Regions from separate parts of the Homo sapiens genome. Here region 2 is linked to region 1. A link is an interaction called in ENCODE POLR2A ChIA-PET data of the cell type or tissue named here. Cell type or tissue: IMR-90. All regions are shown on one strand. Each heading gives the region's core, and the rest is flanking DNA. Links, peaks and the distances in the headings are about the cores only.

The links. Peaks named below come from ENCODE experiments on the same cell type or tissue, not always from the same donor. Only the 100,000 strongest peaks of a DNase experiment are listed, where the experiment ranks them.
Region 2: POLR2A ChIA-PET joins it to region 1 with 5 read pairs; 2 of 35 experiments call an interaction of 5 or more read pairs at or near these places.

The regions. Positions count from the first base shown.
Region 1 is chr11:126,813,118-126,821,800 of GRCh38, forward strand. All of the region lies in intron 1 of KIRREL3 (kirre like nephrin family adhesion molecule 3), which reads right to left. Among named protein-coding and RNA genes, the nearest start is that of KIRREL3-AS2, 120 kb to the right of the region's middle. In IMR-90, for the core only: no CTCF peak of the experiment used is centred there; a DNase peak (open chromatin) is centred at 4,164; H3K27ac peaks cover 245 bases.
Region 2 is chr11:127,615,499-127,624,181 of GRCh38, forward strand. No RefSeq gene overlaps it. Among named protein-coding and RNA genes, the nearest start is that of LINC02712, 350 kb to the left of the region's middle. In IMR-90, for the core only: no CTCF peak of the experiment used is centred there; no DNase peak of the experiment used is centred there.

The DNA of each region.
Region 1 (8,683 bases), core at 2,724-5,223:
CAAGGCTTTAGGGAGGTAGAAAAAATTTAGTGAAAATAATTCAGCAACTCGTTTGAGCTGAAAATAACTTGATTCAAGGACTGTGCCTTCAGATACTTGGGAGGCATGAAGATGAAGGCATTTGCAGTCTTGTTTTCCTTTGTGACTGGGGCATTAATAAGGCTTTGGGATTCACTTCAAAATCATTAAAAACATGTTCACTAGTCCAAAGCACCTCTCCCACCTGTGTATGAAACAAATGAATTGGTGGGACCTTGGATCCTCGTAGTTTGCTGCTCCTGGGGTAGTCCCTCACTAAGCTCCTTATCACACATTTGCACTGCCAAGATGATATTTTTGGTTAAAAAGTTATAAATATTCTGGACCAAAATATTACCTTGAGATTTTGTCCACCTGACATCCACTTCATTGAGTGGGAATTCTGCCCAAAGAATTACTGAAGAATGAATTCCCCTGTTTATTTAGAGCTTGATATCTTCATAACCATTTTGACTAACATTAACCATTTAGTCATTAGGACCCAGGAGCACAGATAATTGGTATTGAGGTTCACATATGTGGTGAATTTCAAGCAAAGAGGTCTCAAATATGAATAAGTGAATAGTGCCCTTAAAGCTTCTTATTCAGAATCTACAAAGTGATGAAACAAAGGCAAAAAAAAAAAAGGTGGGATCCCCGAAACTAGAAAAACCCTAGAAGAAAATCTAGGCAATACCATTCAGAACATAGGCACATGCAAGGGTTTCATGATGAAAACGCCAAAAGCAATTGCAACAAAAGCAAAAATTGACAAATGGGGTCTAATTAAACTCAAGAGCTTCTGTACAGCGAAAGAAACTATCATCAGAGTAAACAGACAACCTGCAGAATGGGAGAAAATTTTTGCAGTCTATTCAACTGACAAAGGTCTAATATCCAGAGTCTACAAGGAACTTAAATTTACAAGAAAAAAAAACCCGGTTAAAAAGTTGGCAAAGGACATGAACAGACACTTCTCAAAAGAAGACATACATGTGGCCAACAAATATATGAAAAAAAGCTTAACATCACTGATCATTAGATAAATGCAAATAAAAACCACAATGACATACCATCTCATGCCAGGCAGAATGGCTTTTTTTTTAAAATTAAAAAGTCAAAAAGCAACAGATGCTGGCGAGGTTATGGAGAAAAAGGAATGCTTTTACACTGTTGGTGGGAGTGTAAATTAGTTCAACCATTGTGTAAATTAGTTCAACCATTGTGGTCTCAAAGACCTACAGTCAGAAACACCATTTGACCCAGCAATCCCATTACTGGATATATACCCAAAGGAATATAAATCATTGTATTATAAAGATACATGCACTACATATGTTCATTGCAGCATTATTCACAATAGCAAAGACATGGAATCTACCTAAATGCCCATCAATGATAGACTGGATAAAGAAAATGTGATACATATACACCATGGAATACTATGCAGCCATAAAAAGGAATGAGATCATGTCCTTTGCAGGGACATGGATGGAGCTGGAAGCCATTATCCTCAGTAAACTAACACAGGAACAGAAAACCAAACACTGCATGTTCTCACTTCTAAGTAGGAGCTGAACAGTGAGAACACGTGGACACAGGGAGGGGAACAACACACACTGGGACCTGATGGGGGTGTGGGTTGGGGGAGGGAGAGCACTAGGAAGAATAGCTAATGGATGCTGGGCTTAATACCTGGGTGATGGTGGTGGGTTCATCGGTGCAGCGAACCACCATGGCACACGTATCTATGTAACAAACCTGCACATCCTGCCCATGTACCCCAGAACTTAAAAGTTGAGAGAAAAGAAGAAAGTAAAAGAAATAAAAAGGTGGATTCCTTTAGGTCACCTTCTTGCAGTTGTACCCTAAATTTAGAGGATTCATCATTGACATGCAGAACACCTAAACCTGTTGATCCATTCTTTTGGGTGTAAAGCTTTAAAAAAAAGAAAGTCTCTTACGGTGTTGGCTTATTTAAAAACAGATGACAAAAGACACCTGGCTTGCAGTTTTGTCTTTATTCTCCAGGACCATGAGGAGCAATTAGCTTTTACAAGTTCATTTCCATAACAACCTTTAGCACACGATATTTCTGGATTGAGTTAAGGATGGGGGCATCAAGAGATGACTTGGCTCTACTCAAGATTCCACGTGGAAGGAAGGGGCAAGCCTAGTGAATGAGTCACACCCTGATTCTGTTCTTAGCTCTCACTTCTCCCACTGTGTGACCTGAGGCACACAACTGACTTCTCTAAACCCTCATCTTATTTCTCTGTAACACGGGGAAGGATAGCCGCTATTTTGTGAGGTTGTGGAGGGGATGAATGGGACAAATTTTGAAAGCACACAGTATCTGGCATGTAGTAGCATTTCATAAATGTGAGCTATTATAATTTTATTTATTTATTTTTTTGAGGCGGAGTCTCCCTCTGTCGCCCAGGCTGGAGTGCAGTGGCGCGATCTCGGCTCACTGCAAGCTCCGCCTCCCACGTTCACGCCATTCTCCTGCCTCAGCCTCCCGAGTAGCTGGGACTACAGGCAGCCGCCACCACGCCCGGCTAATTTTTTGTATGTTTTTAGTAGAGACGGGGTTTCACTGTGTTAGTCAGGACGGTCTCGATCTCCTGACCTCGTGATCTGCCCACCTCGGCCTCCCAAAGTGCTGGGATTACAGGCATGAGCTGCTGTGCCCGGCCGAGCTATTATTTTTATCATGAGGTATATTCCTTGTTCTCTTTTCCCTTTGAGGCAGCTCTTGTTGACTCTTAATAAGCAAAAACCACACGACGACAGTTTTAACTGGCTTACGTAAAGTTCTTACAGATCCAGAGCTGAGTTCATCCACTACAGATGAAGAGGAATTAGTGTGTCTTTTGAATATTAATGAATAAATAACCTCTTTCCTTGTTATTTATTTGTATTCAAAATGCCATTGCTAGTTCTAGTGATAATTATTGAATTTTCAACATTTATAGAAAAACAGCATATACTGTATAAAGATAATTGCCGTATTGGAGTCTTAAGAAAGAGTTAGTTTTGTATAAATATGGAATGCCAGTAATTATCACTAGTGCTACATGTTAAAATTAGAAAGTAGGTAAATAACAAGGACAGTATGTATTCTTTATAATTCAAATGCATGTCAGCTCAATTATCCTACAATTGCATAGACAATAGGTGAACTGTTTTTCTCCTTTAAGGGGAAGACTTCTTTCCGAGTTTACGTTTCCTGAAGTTGAGTGAAGATTCCATGGTTTGACAAGCCAATAGTATGATAATGGGCAATATTATTTAGGAGTGGGCTGATGGCAGGTTTGATCTCTCTGTGCTTGGATTCACTGCCTCAATTCTGAATTATGTTACAACTGCTTAGAATTTTAAAGTTAGAGACCCGCTGTGGAGAAATAAAGTCCTGGCTATGTTTCCATTTTATAATCTCTCAGGCTGAATTTTGAGGCCAGACCTGAGTACAAATCTGTAACCCAGGAATCTCCCACGTGCTCACAAAGTTCCAAGGATACTATTTAATCTCCTCCTTTTCACCAACCCCATCTGCACCCCAGCAGGGAGGTCAGTGGCTACATGAAAGCAAAATCTAAGGCTCTTCTTTGCGCCAAAGCCTGGTCTCCATGTTGTTACAGACCAAAGCCACTCTGAAAGCCGCAGGAGGCTGACCACAATCAATAATCGTTCAGGAAACAAACGCAGGGAAGAGAAATAAGTGACTTATTGAAAAGGCACCCGGAAATGGCATTAGCACAGCACTGCTTCTAATCATAGACTCAGCACCTCAGAGGAACAGCTGAGCAGAGCCTTGTTAAACAAATGTAGATATCATGGGTGTTTAAAGGAAACACGTTACTTTAGGGAAGGAAGAACCTGTTGCATTAAAAATAGAGCTAAGGTAAAGAGCATGTACTTGTAGGCTTGCAGGGAGAAAAATAACAAATGAGGAAAGCCAACACTATTAAAATTAATAGGAAAGATAGAAAAATTAAGCAGCTGGACCATGGATAAACAGCAAAAAAGCCAAGTGTATAAAACAGCTCATCTAAGACCAGAGGAGGCAGAGGGGATAAACAGCTCACCCTGTTGAGGATGTTTACTTTTGCATCTGTCAACTGAAAAGGAAGGAAATGAGGATTTGCCTGAGTCAGAATGAGTTTCCAAGGAAAGAGGATGCAGTGTACCACAGAAAATGGTGGTGATGATGACAGCCAGTCAACAGAAGCTGATGGTGACTTAGCTGGCATGCTGGCCATGGGATGCGAGTGACTGAGGGCTTCAGCTTCCTCATTGTGGGGGACAGAAGGGGATGGTTTAGCAATATCCTCAGGCTTCTACCTTCCCATTTCTCCCACCAATCAGGCATTAGCATCCCCAGTCCTCTGGTGTCCTATGGTTGGAACCCCTGCTCGGTACTCCCTGTCCCATGCCCAGAAGGGGATGCCTTGCTTTCTCATCCTTCCAGCCTATGTGGCTGCAAAATGACACTTGTAAAATGACATGCAGAAGAGCAATGAGACCAATGCCAGATCCCAGAGGGGTCAGGGAGCTCCACCGAGCTTCCCTAACTTGTTCACATCCTGTCACGCTAGCTAATGATAGCATTTGTAGGGCAGCTGGAATAAACATGTGATGGACCCATATCTAGAGGTGACTCTGGCACTCTGGCTGTCCCAACCCCACCCTGATCTGAAGGCTGAGGGGGTCATTATGTGGACCCACTACAACCCACGGGTGGGAAGCTCTAGATCTTGGCACCCCGTCCTCTTGGCTCTGGCTGAGCCACTCAGCTCTTGAATCAGAGGCTTCAGCAGGAGGAGAGGCTCAAATGAGCCCAAGCTGATTAAGGAAGTGGCCATGCTCCACAGAAGGACAGATCAATCTTGATTAGAGTATTAGGAACGTTTCGAGGATGCCTCGACTTAGCAGACAACTGGCATGGTGGCTGTATCAGGGGGGCAAGAGCATCTGTCAAAGATCAGGTTGTAAGGTGAGTCTAAGTGTCTAGGGCCATGGACACTGCACAGCCAGGACAGAAGCCAGCTGCGTGCCAGACGAAGTGTTTTCACAGCTGGGGAAAGGAAAGGCACAGATTATAGGACAGCTGTTTGCAATTGCTTCTGGCCCATCAATAAGGCAAACAGTGACTTAGGAATGGGAAGAGTGAAGAAAGTAAGTGATTTTAGGGAGGCAGTGTGGCAGAATAGAAGAGGCTCAATAGGCTTTCACATAATGCAGAAGGAACTTGAATCCTGCCTCTGCCATTTACTAGTTGTGTGGCTTTAGGCACCTTCCGTAACCTCTCTGAGCCTATTTCCTCACTACTTATGATAACATCTCTTTTACGGAGTTGTTGCATATATTAAATAAAAACATGTCTATACCTAGAATACTATAGAGTTTCAATAAAATATTAACCATTCCTCTTTACTATGTATGCTGTTTAAAGCAGAAATTGTGTAGTAGTAGTAGTAGTAGTAGTGTGTGTGTGTGTGTGTGTGTGTGTGTGTGTTGGGAAGAGGGAACATTAGACTTATCTGAAAGTTTAGAAAATACTACAGAAAGACACATCCTTATTGATTGACAGATATTCTCCTGCAAACACTCTGTCTTCTCCCCATTGTGTAGACTCTGGAAAGTTATTGTAATTGTTGATTTCAGGTCAGCCTCTACTCTACCTGCAGCTTGGTCTCTGGTTTTCAAATTCTGTAGAAATTTTTACAGCTGTTTGACTTCCTTAGACATGAGACATGTACTAGATGGCAATAGCAGGGGACGTATCCCCTACACTCCTGTCCTGGTCCAATGCCTAACCCATGGGGAACACTCAATACATTTATTTGAACTGAAATGAACCTGGTTGGTGGGCGAGGCCGCTAGGGGTAGAGGCAGTTGGGGAGGAAGGTGGCAGCCATGTGCATGTTGGAGATATGTGAGTAGCTTTAGGTATCTGGACCCCAACCAGCCCAGTGAAGAGGGTAGAGATGCAAGACTTGTAGATATGACATCAGAGGGTGGCAAATAATCTGGGTCCCTAGCATGCTGGGCAGCCTGAGGCGACGGTCCGGTCAGCCAGGCTCAGCCAAGCCCCTGAGAGCATCTCGCAGGAGGTACCGTTCTGTCCCCAGCTGAGAGGCACTAAGGCTTTCCCAGCAGAGGTTCAGCCCTACCAGAGCCGCTCAGGGGAATGTGCAGAAGGAGGACAAGGGAAGCAACTACCTGACATCACTCTGCCCTGCTTGTCAAGACAAAACAACATGAATATTAATTTCTCAGGCATAATAAGGTGTGGAGGAGCAGGAGTGGGCAGGGCCATTGTGTGGGAGGCTGCTCCTTCCTGCCATTTGTCACCGGCAGGAGTGATAGATGGTTCTTCCAGGCAGCTTCCCAATTAGATGGATACAGCCACCCCAATTAAGAGCACGTTGGCCATCTGCTTCGCAGGTACGATGGCATTAGGTGCTTTGGGCGGGGCTCAGGCCAGACTTTGCAAGACACTAGAGGAGGCAGGAACGCTCACATACACATCGGTGAGCAGAGGCCACAGGCATCACTGAGGCCAATGCCTAGGCCTGTCAAGAGGATTGTACCTGCAGATAATCTGCCAATGTACTTATAGCCTTTTGCCAGACTCACTACCAATAACTAACAATTATCTGTAAGACAGTGGCTCTTGATTGGTGAGCATCAGAATTATCCAGGGAGAGTGTTTAAGAATACCACTCTCCCGACGCACCCCAAACATTCAGAGTTGGACTTTCCACACTTGATCAGGGTCCAGGACACCTGGGTTCCACTTGATTACGGCTAATTAGGTTATTTATTTAATGAACAGCTCATTAAGATAGTCATCTGAAATTTGAAGTGCTTTCAACAACTTTCATTCATTCTCTCATTCATTCATGTAAGATTTTTAGAGCACCTAACAGATGCTAGGCACTATTCTAAGTCCTGGGGGTACACCAATGAACAGAGCAGAAAAATCCCCCTGCCCCATTCATTTTGTTCATGTGAATACTTTCTTGGTGAGAGTGATTTCAGCTAGCACATAGTTTAGAGAGAATGCTGCAGAGGGAGGCAGATAGCTGAGTTTCAGGGTTAACCCGGAGTTGCAGAGTTGCGAGGCCTGCTCCTGAACTTTCTGAATGAAGCTTTGTAGCAAGCCTTTAAAAAAAAAGTAACCAAGAAGGTCTGAAGATAAAGCAAGCCAACCTTTTCCTGCAGGAAAAGATACACGCATAGAAGATCTGTGCAGCTAGAGCTAATGGCAGCTTCCATGATGATCCCAAGTGGAATAACTATATAAGGTGTGGATTCTGACCCAGAGGAGTTTATAATCTATCCTGGGGAAATGAATAAGACCCAAGAACAGAGAAGAATACAAACACACGATAAGAGGTAAAAAATTTTGTTGAAGGAGGGAGCAGAAAAACTTAAAGCAGCTGGGGCAGACTTCATAGCAGGCAAGTTGTAGGGTGTTGATTCAGGCCTGGAAGGATGGATGGGAGGGTCTGGACAGGTGGGAGATGTGGTGGGAGATAGGACAAGGCACAAGCAGAGTCTCAGCGGGCACAGCAGCAGGCTGGAGGCAGGACACAGAGGCCAGAGCTGGAGTTGAGGCCAAACAGCCCTGGGTTTGAATCCTCCTTTTGTCACTCACTGGCCGTTATAGCTGTGGAGAGGATACTTATCCCCCTTTTCCAGGTGTGGAAACTATGGGTAAGAGACATTGACAGCTACCTTGAGTTTTCGTGAGGACTAAAGGTTTTATATCTCAAGGACCTGGCGTGCCCCCAAGGTGCTGGATGGGTGTGTTTCGAGCTTACTAGGTCTGAGATACCACGGGCACACAAAATGTTTTTAAAGAACTCCAAAACATTCCCTCTTTATCTCTCTTGGGACTGCAAAAGGTTGATGCACTGGAATGATTTGTGGCTTCACTATGAATGGAGTCCCCTTATCGCAGAGTTCATTATCAGAAGGCTTTAGTGGATATGAGAAATGTTGTTTCTTCAATTCTCAGGGACAGATAAGCAAGCAATCTCAGAGGGGTTTTCCTAGACAAGGCTTCTCTCCCTTTTGTTAGGGCTGAAGAAGCTGGCAGGGGGACACCCCCCAGCAGTGCTTCTCACCACTGTAAAGCTGATAGAATATTAGATTTTCATGGGTCAACGGATAAACACAGTATATATATATATATATATATATGTAACTTCCAACCAACATCCCTTCCTTTGGAAAGGGCTTACCTGGCCATTTTTGGATATTCTTGCTTTTTAACCTGGGACCTTGTAGTTTTCAGGAGAAGTGGCATTTGATATGTGTGACCTGGGCAAAAATTATTTAACTATTAGGGTCCCCAGCTCCCTCATTTATAAAAGGGGAGACATCATTATTCCCATCTTACAGGGTGAGGTAGGCAGAATAATGTACCCCCTCCTAAGACATCCATGAATGTGTGAATGTGAATGTGTTATGTTACATGGCAAATGGGAATTAAGTTGCAGATGAAATTGAGGTTGCTAATCAGCTGAAATTGAGATGAGGAGAGTATCCTGGGCCATCTCGGTGGCCCAATGTAATCACAGGAGTCCTTATAAGTGGAGGAGAGGGACAGCAGAGTTCAGGTCAGAATGACGCAGGGTGCAAAAGATCC
Region 2 (8,683 bases), core at 2,122-4,621, 800 kb after region 1:
GTTGTTGTGTTTTAGTTCTTTTTTGTTGTTGTTGTTGTTTGTTTTTTAAATAGATTAAATCAATACATGACTGGAAAAGCCTGCTTGCTTAGGGCGTAACCCAGCACCCCTATCAATTGGACCATTATGTTCCTATTGACGGCATCTCTCAAATCCAGGTGTCTAGAGCTACCATCCACAGGGGGGCTCCAGGGCTCACCTGGGAACTGGCCAACTGGGGATCTGGCTGAGCATTTTCAGGATGTATTATGCTGAACATAGGTCATAAACAGTGAAGTAGGTAAGGATCACTCACCCAGATGAGTATAGCATGGCCAGCCACTGAAGGTAACATGAATGCCCTGATGGTTTCAGCATCCCTGGAAAAAACAAATAAATGTGCAAGGCAAAAGGTAAACCAAGATAAAGCTCAAATGCACCTACAGAAATTGCTGTCTTTGTTTTCCTTTTGCAAGGGGTTGCAACTACTCATGCTTCCACCTGCTGCAGAGGGGCAAACCTGCTCTTTTCAGTAATTGAGGAAATGCTATGTGAGTGGCTCAAACCTTACCTGGACTCTTCCTTCCTGCATTTACTGACATTTTGAAGCCAAAACCCATTACCTTAAAATTGGCTAAATAAGGTCTTTCCAGTTAATTTTGCCTATAAAACAATTTTCCTATTCAAGAACACTGAACACCGAACTCCATCTCTCATAAAGAGGCCATTAATTCTCTGCTACTGCTCATTATTCTTATTAACTATTCGCAGACTTTTTGCTGGAGGCAAAATGTATCTATTAGAACCAGCAAATAGGGATTGCTAACATGCTGAGGCCAACGTCCTCACCCAGGCACTCAGCAAAGCCAGCGACATTGGACTCCACCAGCTGGGCTTGTGCGAAGCATCTGTGCCGTCAAGAGCCCGACAGGGAAGGTGGGAAGGCAGGCTGCTCTGGAGAGGGAGGCGTTGTTCAGATTTTCTTATTCAGAGCCCTCTGTCTTGAATGTGAAGAGAAAACAGAAGTTTTCTAAGAGTAGAAACTGATCACTTAAACTTTTCTTTAGTTATTTATATTTTTTAATGGGAAAAAATGGTTTATATGAGAAGAGGGTGAAAAAGAGAAGGCATGGTGCTCTGCTTCTGGCACTCCTTGTCAACTATAATAAAGTGAAAGAGATAGTAAAGAAATGAACATTTCTTGGGTAATTAACTTATTTAATTCTTACTATTGGCTTAAAATAACTTTATTGAAGTATATTTCACATTTCATAAAATTTACCCATTTCAAATGTGAAATGCAGTAATTTTTACTAACCTTATCAAGTGGTAGAATTATGACTATCATAGTAAATCAGTCCTAGAACACTTAATCCCCCCAGTAAGGTCCCTTTTGCCCATTTATAAATCATCTAATCCATACCCCTTCCCCTAACCCCAGGCAACCACTAATCTACTTTCCACCCCTATAAATGTACCTTTGGGAGACATTTTATATGAAGGAACCATACAAGATGCAGTGTCTTGTGTCTTCTTTCATTCACTCAGCCCAAGGATTTAAATTCATCCGTGACATAGCATGTGTCAGCAGTTCCTTTTTTTTCATTGCTCAGTAGTAGTTCGTGTATGGATAGAATGTGTTCTGTCTGTCCATTCAACAGTTAATGAGCATTTAGGTCATTTCCATTTCTGGCTATTATGAATAATGCTGTTATGAACCTTTATGAACATCTATGTGCAGGTCTTCCTGTGGACAAGTTTTTATTACTTTTGAATATACAACTAAGAGTGGAATTACTGAATCATGATGTATTTTAGGTTTAACTTTTTGAGAAACTCCCAAACTCTTTTCCAAAGTGGTTGCACCATGTCACATTCCCACCAACAATGTATGAGGGTTCTTATTTCTCCATAACTTTATCAAAATGTCTGTCTTCTTTAGTAAGCTATTCTAGTGAATATGAAGTGGTATTTTGTTGTGGTTTTAATTTGCATTTCCCTAGTAAATAAAATATTGAGCATCTTTCTAATGTACTTATTGGCTATTCATGTCCTCTTTGGGATGATACCTATTTGTATCCTTTGCCCACTTTTAAGAAATGGGTTGTTTGTCTTTCAATAATTGAGTTGTAAGTGGTTTTTGTAAATTCTGAATGCAAGTTCTTTATCAGATTTCTGCTTTGCAAATATTTTCCCCTAATCCATTGCTTGTCTTTTTATTTCCTTAATTGTGTCTTCTGAAGTGCAAATGTTTCAAATTTTGATGAGGCCCAATTTACCTTTTTTTTTTTTTTTTTTTTTTGGTATCCTATGTAGGAAATCTTTGCCTAGCGCAATGTCTCAAGGATTTTCTCTTATGGTCTCTTATAAAAAATTGTTTCATCTCTTCACTAATCACGTTGAGTTAACTTTCATATATGAGGTGAGGAGCTAAGTTAATCTTTTTCATGTGGATATTCAATTATTCCAGCACTATTTGATGAAAAGACTACTTTCACCAATGAATTCATTGCCTTGGCACATTTGTAACACAATCAATTGTCTATATACTTAAGGGTTTATTTTTATAGTCTCAACTCTGTTTACACCTAGCATGGAGTTTCAGTTCTCCAGATGAGGAGCTGTGGCTGGTCAGTGTAGAACAGGCTTCCAAAGCCAGATCTTCCCTTTTTTTAATATTCATAATCTTTCTTTTTACTAACTATACAATATTGGAAATATTACTTTTTTTTTTTTTTTTGAGATAGAGTCTCGCTCTGTTTCCCAGGCTGGAGTGCAGTGGCGCAATCTCGGCTCACTGCAACCTCCGCCTTCCAGGTTCATGCCATTCTCCTGCCTCAGCCTCCCAAGTAGCTGGGACTACAGGCGCCCACCACCACGCCTAGCTAATTTTTTGTATTTTTAGTAGTGACAGGGTTTCACCATGTTAGCCAGGATGGTCTCGATCTCCTGACCTCATGATCCACCACCTCGGCCTCCCAAAGTGCTGGGATTACAGGCGTGAGCTACCGCGCCCGGCCTTAAATATAACTTTTAATGTTATAATATTGGTTAAGGGATCAGGAATCTAAGGTTTATCTTTAGTGATAGACTTATTATGAAGAAGGCTGTCCATTATCTTTTTATATTAGGAAGGGAATTTAAGTGTACAGAGGCCTCCTCTTTCATTTAGTCAATGATAGTGCAATAAAAATAAACTTATTTATTCATCCATACAACAAATCTTTATTGAGTTTCCACAATATAGAGGAACTCACAAGTCTGTTAATAACAAGTATTTATGGTATATCCTTCATGTTCTTCTCAGGATGAACCTGTTATAAAGTGCTACTCCCCATCTTCTGACAGGCGTCAATTTGACCACATGTTCCCAATTATCTACTCCCTTCTCTGCACCCCAGCAGGGCAAGGCTCAGAAGCCATAAAGACTCTGGTTTGGAACTCAACAAGAACTATAAAAAAGCACCAGGCCTGAGGCAAAAATCTGTCTCCAATAGCAAATTCTGCCCTGATTTGTTATTTCACATCTGTTCTCTTGCTTGCCTGGCTCTATTCCTTTAGTGCCTGAGAATTTCTTAGTCCCTGAATATTTCCTTCATCTTTTGACAACCTGCTTTTCTCTGCTTTGTTTGGTTTTGTGTGTGTTTTGAAGTCCTCTCTCTCTACTCCGCCTGTGTCTGATCTCCTCTGCTGATGTGTGTGATGACCTCTTAATTTGACCTGCACCCTTATCTCCACCTCTTTGGCTTGGGTGCATTTCCACTAGGAACTGCATGATTCCAGATGCTCAGCTCAGCCTTAACCATGAAAAACTTGGTTCTGACCTGGAACTGCCTTATTCTTGAGTTCTTAGGATCTGTCCTCTGCCTCCATTAATGTCACCAAGGTCAGAGTATTATATATAGGTCGGTGGTTATTAAGAATATGGGCTCTGGGCTGGGCACAGTGACTCGTATCTATAATCCCAACACTTTGGGAGGTCAAGGCAGATGGATCACTTGAGTTCAGGATTTTGAGATCAGCCTGGGAAACATGGCCAAAACTTGTATCTAAAAAAAAAAAAAAAAAAAAAAAAAGCCAGGTGTGGTGGCACACACCCATAGTCCTAGCTATTCAGAAGGGCTGGAGTAGCCCTAGCTACTTGGGAGGCAGAAGCTGTAGTGAGCCAAGACACACTACTGTACTACAACCTGGTGACAGAGTAAGACCCTGTCTCAAAAAAAAAAAAAAAAAAAGAATATGGCTCTGGTCTAAGACTTTCTGGGTTATGGCTGGGCATGGTGGCTCATGCCTGTAATCCCCGCACTTTGGGAGAACAAGGTGGGTGACTCACCTGAGGTCAGGAGTTCGAGACCAGCCTGGCCAACATGATGAAACCCTGTCTCTACTAAAAATACAAAAAATTAGCCGGGCATGGTGGCAGGCACCTGTAATCCCAGCTACTCAGGAGGCTGAGGCAGGAGAATCACTTGAATCCGGGAGGTGGAGATTGCGGTGAGCCGAGATCGAGCCTCTGCACTCCAGCCTGAGCAACAAGAGCTAAACTCCATCTTAAAAAAAAAAGACTTTCTCGGTTAAAACTTTGGATATGCATCAGAGAAATGCAAATCAAAACCACAATGAGATACCATCACACACCAGTCAGAATGGCTGTTATTAAAAAGTCAGGAAACAACAGATCCTGGTGAGGCTGCAGAGAGAAGGGAACACTTATACACTGTTGGTGGGAATGCAAATTAGTTCAGCCACTGTGGAAAGCAGTTTAGAGATTTCTCAGAGAACTTAAAACAAAACTATCACATGACCCAGCAATTCCATTACTTGGTATATACCCAAAGGAAAAGAAATCATTCTACCAAAAATCACATACACTTGCATGCTCATCACAGCACTATTCACAACAGCAAAGACATGGAATCAACCTAGGTGCCCATGGACCGTGGGTTAAATCAAGAAAATGTGGTACATATACACCGTGGAATACTACCCAGCTACAAAAAGAGTGAAATCGTGTATTTTGCAGCAACAGCAACATGGATGTACCTGGAGGTCATTATCCTAAGTGAATCAACACAGAAACGGAAAACCAAATACCACGTGTTCTCACTTATAAGTAGGAGGTAAACATTGGGTACACATGGACATAAAGACAGCAACAACAGACACTGGGGGCTACCAGAGGGGAGAGACAGGGAGGGGGGCAAGGGTTGGAAAACTGTTGGGTACTATGCTCACCAGCTGGTGGACAAGATCAATGGTACCCGAAACCTCAGCGTCATGTGATATATCCATGTAACATTCTGCATGTGTACCCCCTGAATCGAAAATGAAAGTTGGAATTATAAAACAAAAACTTTGAATATATCCTTTCCTAGTTACGTAAACTTGGGCAAATGACTCAGTCTTTCTGTGTCCTAACCTCATCCACAAAACAGGAAGAATAGTCATATTTACCTCATGGGGTTGTTAGAATTAAGGGAGATAACTCACATACAATACTTAAAATAGTGTCCAACACATGATAAGCTCTCAATAAAATTGAGCTGTTTCTATACTATGGCTAAATCCACTCTGGGAACCCATCTCCCTGCTTCTAGGCTGGGTTCCCTACAATGCATTCTCCACGCTGTAGCCACAGCAACTTTTCCAACATGCAAATTTATAGCATCACTCCTCTTGCTTCAGGTGAAATCTGCAGTTGTGACCTTGTCTACAAGGCCTTTCCTCACCTGTCTCTGCACCTTCCTTGGAGTCATCAGGCCAATTTCTTAAGAGTGCTATAGTGATTTTTTTGGATGTTTTGAACTTTTTTTTTTTTTCAGCATCACACTACTTCTTGCCTCTCTGCTTTCTCTCATACTGTTCCTGCTGATTGGAACAAGCATCCCTTTATCTAGGTAACTCATGCCTTTATCTAGGTAACTTGTAGCTAACCTTCTGGTCTTAATCATCAATTCCTCTAGGAAACCATTTCTGGTTCACCAAAACAGTTTATGTACATTTTTGTATGCTTCCATAGTACCTTGAATTCCTTATCGTGAAAATGATCATATTCTATTATGCCTTTCTCCTTTCTCTTTCATTAGATTATAAGTTCTTTAGGCCAGAGGCCTCCTCTATACTGCTCAGAGTTTTACTTCTAAGTCCTAACACAGTGTTCATAATATAAAACGCTTCCAGAAACACTGTATTGGGCTTCTAAGCATTTGACGATTGTTTGCAATTGTACATGGAGGAAAGGCAAAACACAGACCAAAATGTAAGAATATTTATTGCCAGACTTACAAATAGTATTCCATGCATTCCATGAAGTAGCTTTATGTTTAAAAAGGATAAAACTAGAATAGTTTTATTAATGCAAAAAGACAAATGGAAGAGGATTGTAGAGCTCTCTTACTCGTCTGTTTATCTTCATAGAAGACGCCATAAATCTTGGGTGAAAAAAATCAAACACATGGCAGAGATGGAGAGAGAATGGCAGGGTGTTGGCACAAACATAGTACCTCTGGAAGATTGGCTGCTTCTTTAGGATACCCAGATGATGGCCTGTGAAATTGCCACCTAGTATAGAGTTCATAGGTGGTTTTCATGGGAATGTCCCCATGCATTTCATTTATCTGTCACTTTTGTTTACTCCGATTTATATACTCATCTAATTTGGCTTGACATAATCAGGACATGGCCATGAGAAACAAGAGGACATGTTTTAAATATTTCATTTAATACGAAAGTACTGGATACAGCCTCCTGTTCCTTTTTATTAGGGAAGTAGACATGGACTAACCACCATTACTCACAGGCTCAGCATGAATTTATAATAAAATTCTCAAGACATGTGCAATATCTACACATTAACTAATGGAAATTGATTTAGATTTTTATTTATTTTTAACGAGTTGTAATGAACTTTTCTTTTAAGTTGTTCCCAGTCACACATTAGCCCTTTAAGTGCCATACAGTCTAAGAGAAACATGTACACTATAACAACTTATGATGGTGTTTGTTCTACCAAATGTGTTTGGCTTTCCCCAGGCCTCTTGAATGTGACATGGCCCGATTCAACATGGTGGCTTTCTCACTGGCTTGGCCCTATTCCCTGAGAAAAATAACTGCAAAGGCTTGGAAGTCAACTGATTCCAACTTCACTTGTTTAGCGGAAAATTAAGGATTTATAAGAGAGTTATCGTGTCTTTATGAAGCTGTGGTTTCAATGAGCTGAAAATTCAATTCTCTTAATGGCTCTTTTGTATTCAGTTCAGTTCCCAGAGACCCAGAAGGAAGTTTTTAAGAAAGCTAAAGAAAATTTGCTTTAATTCTCATGTTGGATTGTTCTAAAGGTAATGCCTATATATAGTGTGTGATTTCCTTCCTCATTGGTGTCTGTGGCATTTTTTGAGCCTTATCTACTTTAAACCAGTTGTTCTTAATTAGTAAAATATGATCTTCCACCAAATGAGAAAAAGTTCCTGCTGTCTATAAACTGAAATGACTTTTTTCATCTAGAAATGATTTACTTGCATCTTGCCTTACAGAAGTAGTCCATATTGGACTAAGCAAAATATATATATACTTAGAAGACTAAGAATAGTAGTTTACAATGGCTAAAAAGCAATAATTTGAGGGTAGCTATGTTTGAATACTCTGAAATGAATTAAGATATTATCATTCTTAGATGACAAATTACTTAATAAGATGATATGAGTCTTCATGTCACTAGTATGACCTGTACATTTGCAGACTTCTCAGAACAAGTCTGTATGGTCAGTAGGTAATGATTTCCTCCATTATTAATGTTAGTGTTATCCCAAACATGACCCCCTTTGCCTCATCAGTGGCCACTGGCTGATCACAGTTTTACAAATGTTGCCAAACCGTCTCAGGAAGCCATAGAGGTAACATTGCTCATTTCACCTCTTGAGAAAATTAGATCACCTGCTCTTCAAAATGTACTGCCTCCAACCTCAGTCCTCTCTCAAAGTCATATGTAGAAAAATATAAAGAAAGAAATTTTCTTCTTAAGTTCAGGAGCTGGTTATAAGGGTTATTTTTTCCCCCTGTAATTCTATTCTACAAATATAGACCTCAGCCATCTGTTGATTCCCTTACTCGTTTGCAGGTGGCATAAGTGAGACTAACTAGGGACTGAAGTCCCACAGAGCTCTACCGCTTTAGTCTTAGTCACCCCTGGGGCCAAGGAATACAGCTTCTAGGCTTGAAAAGACTAGAAAATATGCTTTTTCAAAATGCGTCTCTGCGCCTGCCTGTTGCTGCCTTGCAGCCATGGTCTTAAACTTTAGTACCTACATTCATTCTAATTTAGAATGCTCGTCAATCACTTCTGAAGCCCTGGAGGGAGAAAGGTTAAAGACTTAAAAAGAAAAAAAAAAAAGATTATTCCTGAATTCCAGGAGAGACCCAAAGAATTAACCATTCATTCGTTCAATGATTTTTTTTTTTTAGTGTGTATACTTTCAGTCACTCTTGTGAGTATGAAGAAATCAAAATTTAAAAGTCATAATCCTCTTCTTATGAAGCTTACCATTCAGGAAAGGAGATGGATACAAAAAGGAAAATAAAAGAATTCTGCTTCTATCTTGGAGGTCTGTATGAATTATAATAAAAGCATAGGAAAAGAAACGCCAAAATTTCCTTGGGGAGAAAAGCAGGGATGACTTCATAGAGGAAGAGGTTTGGGGCAGGGCCC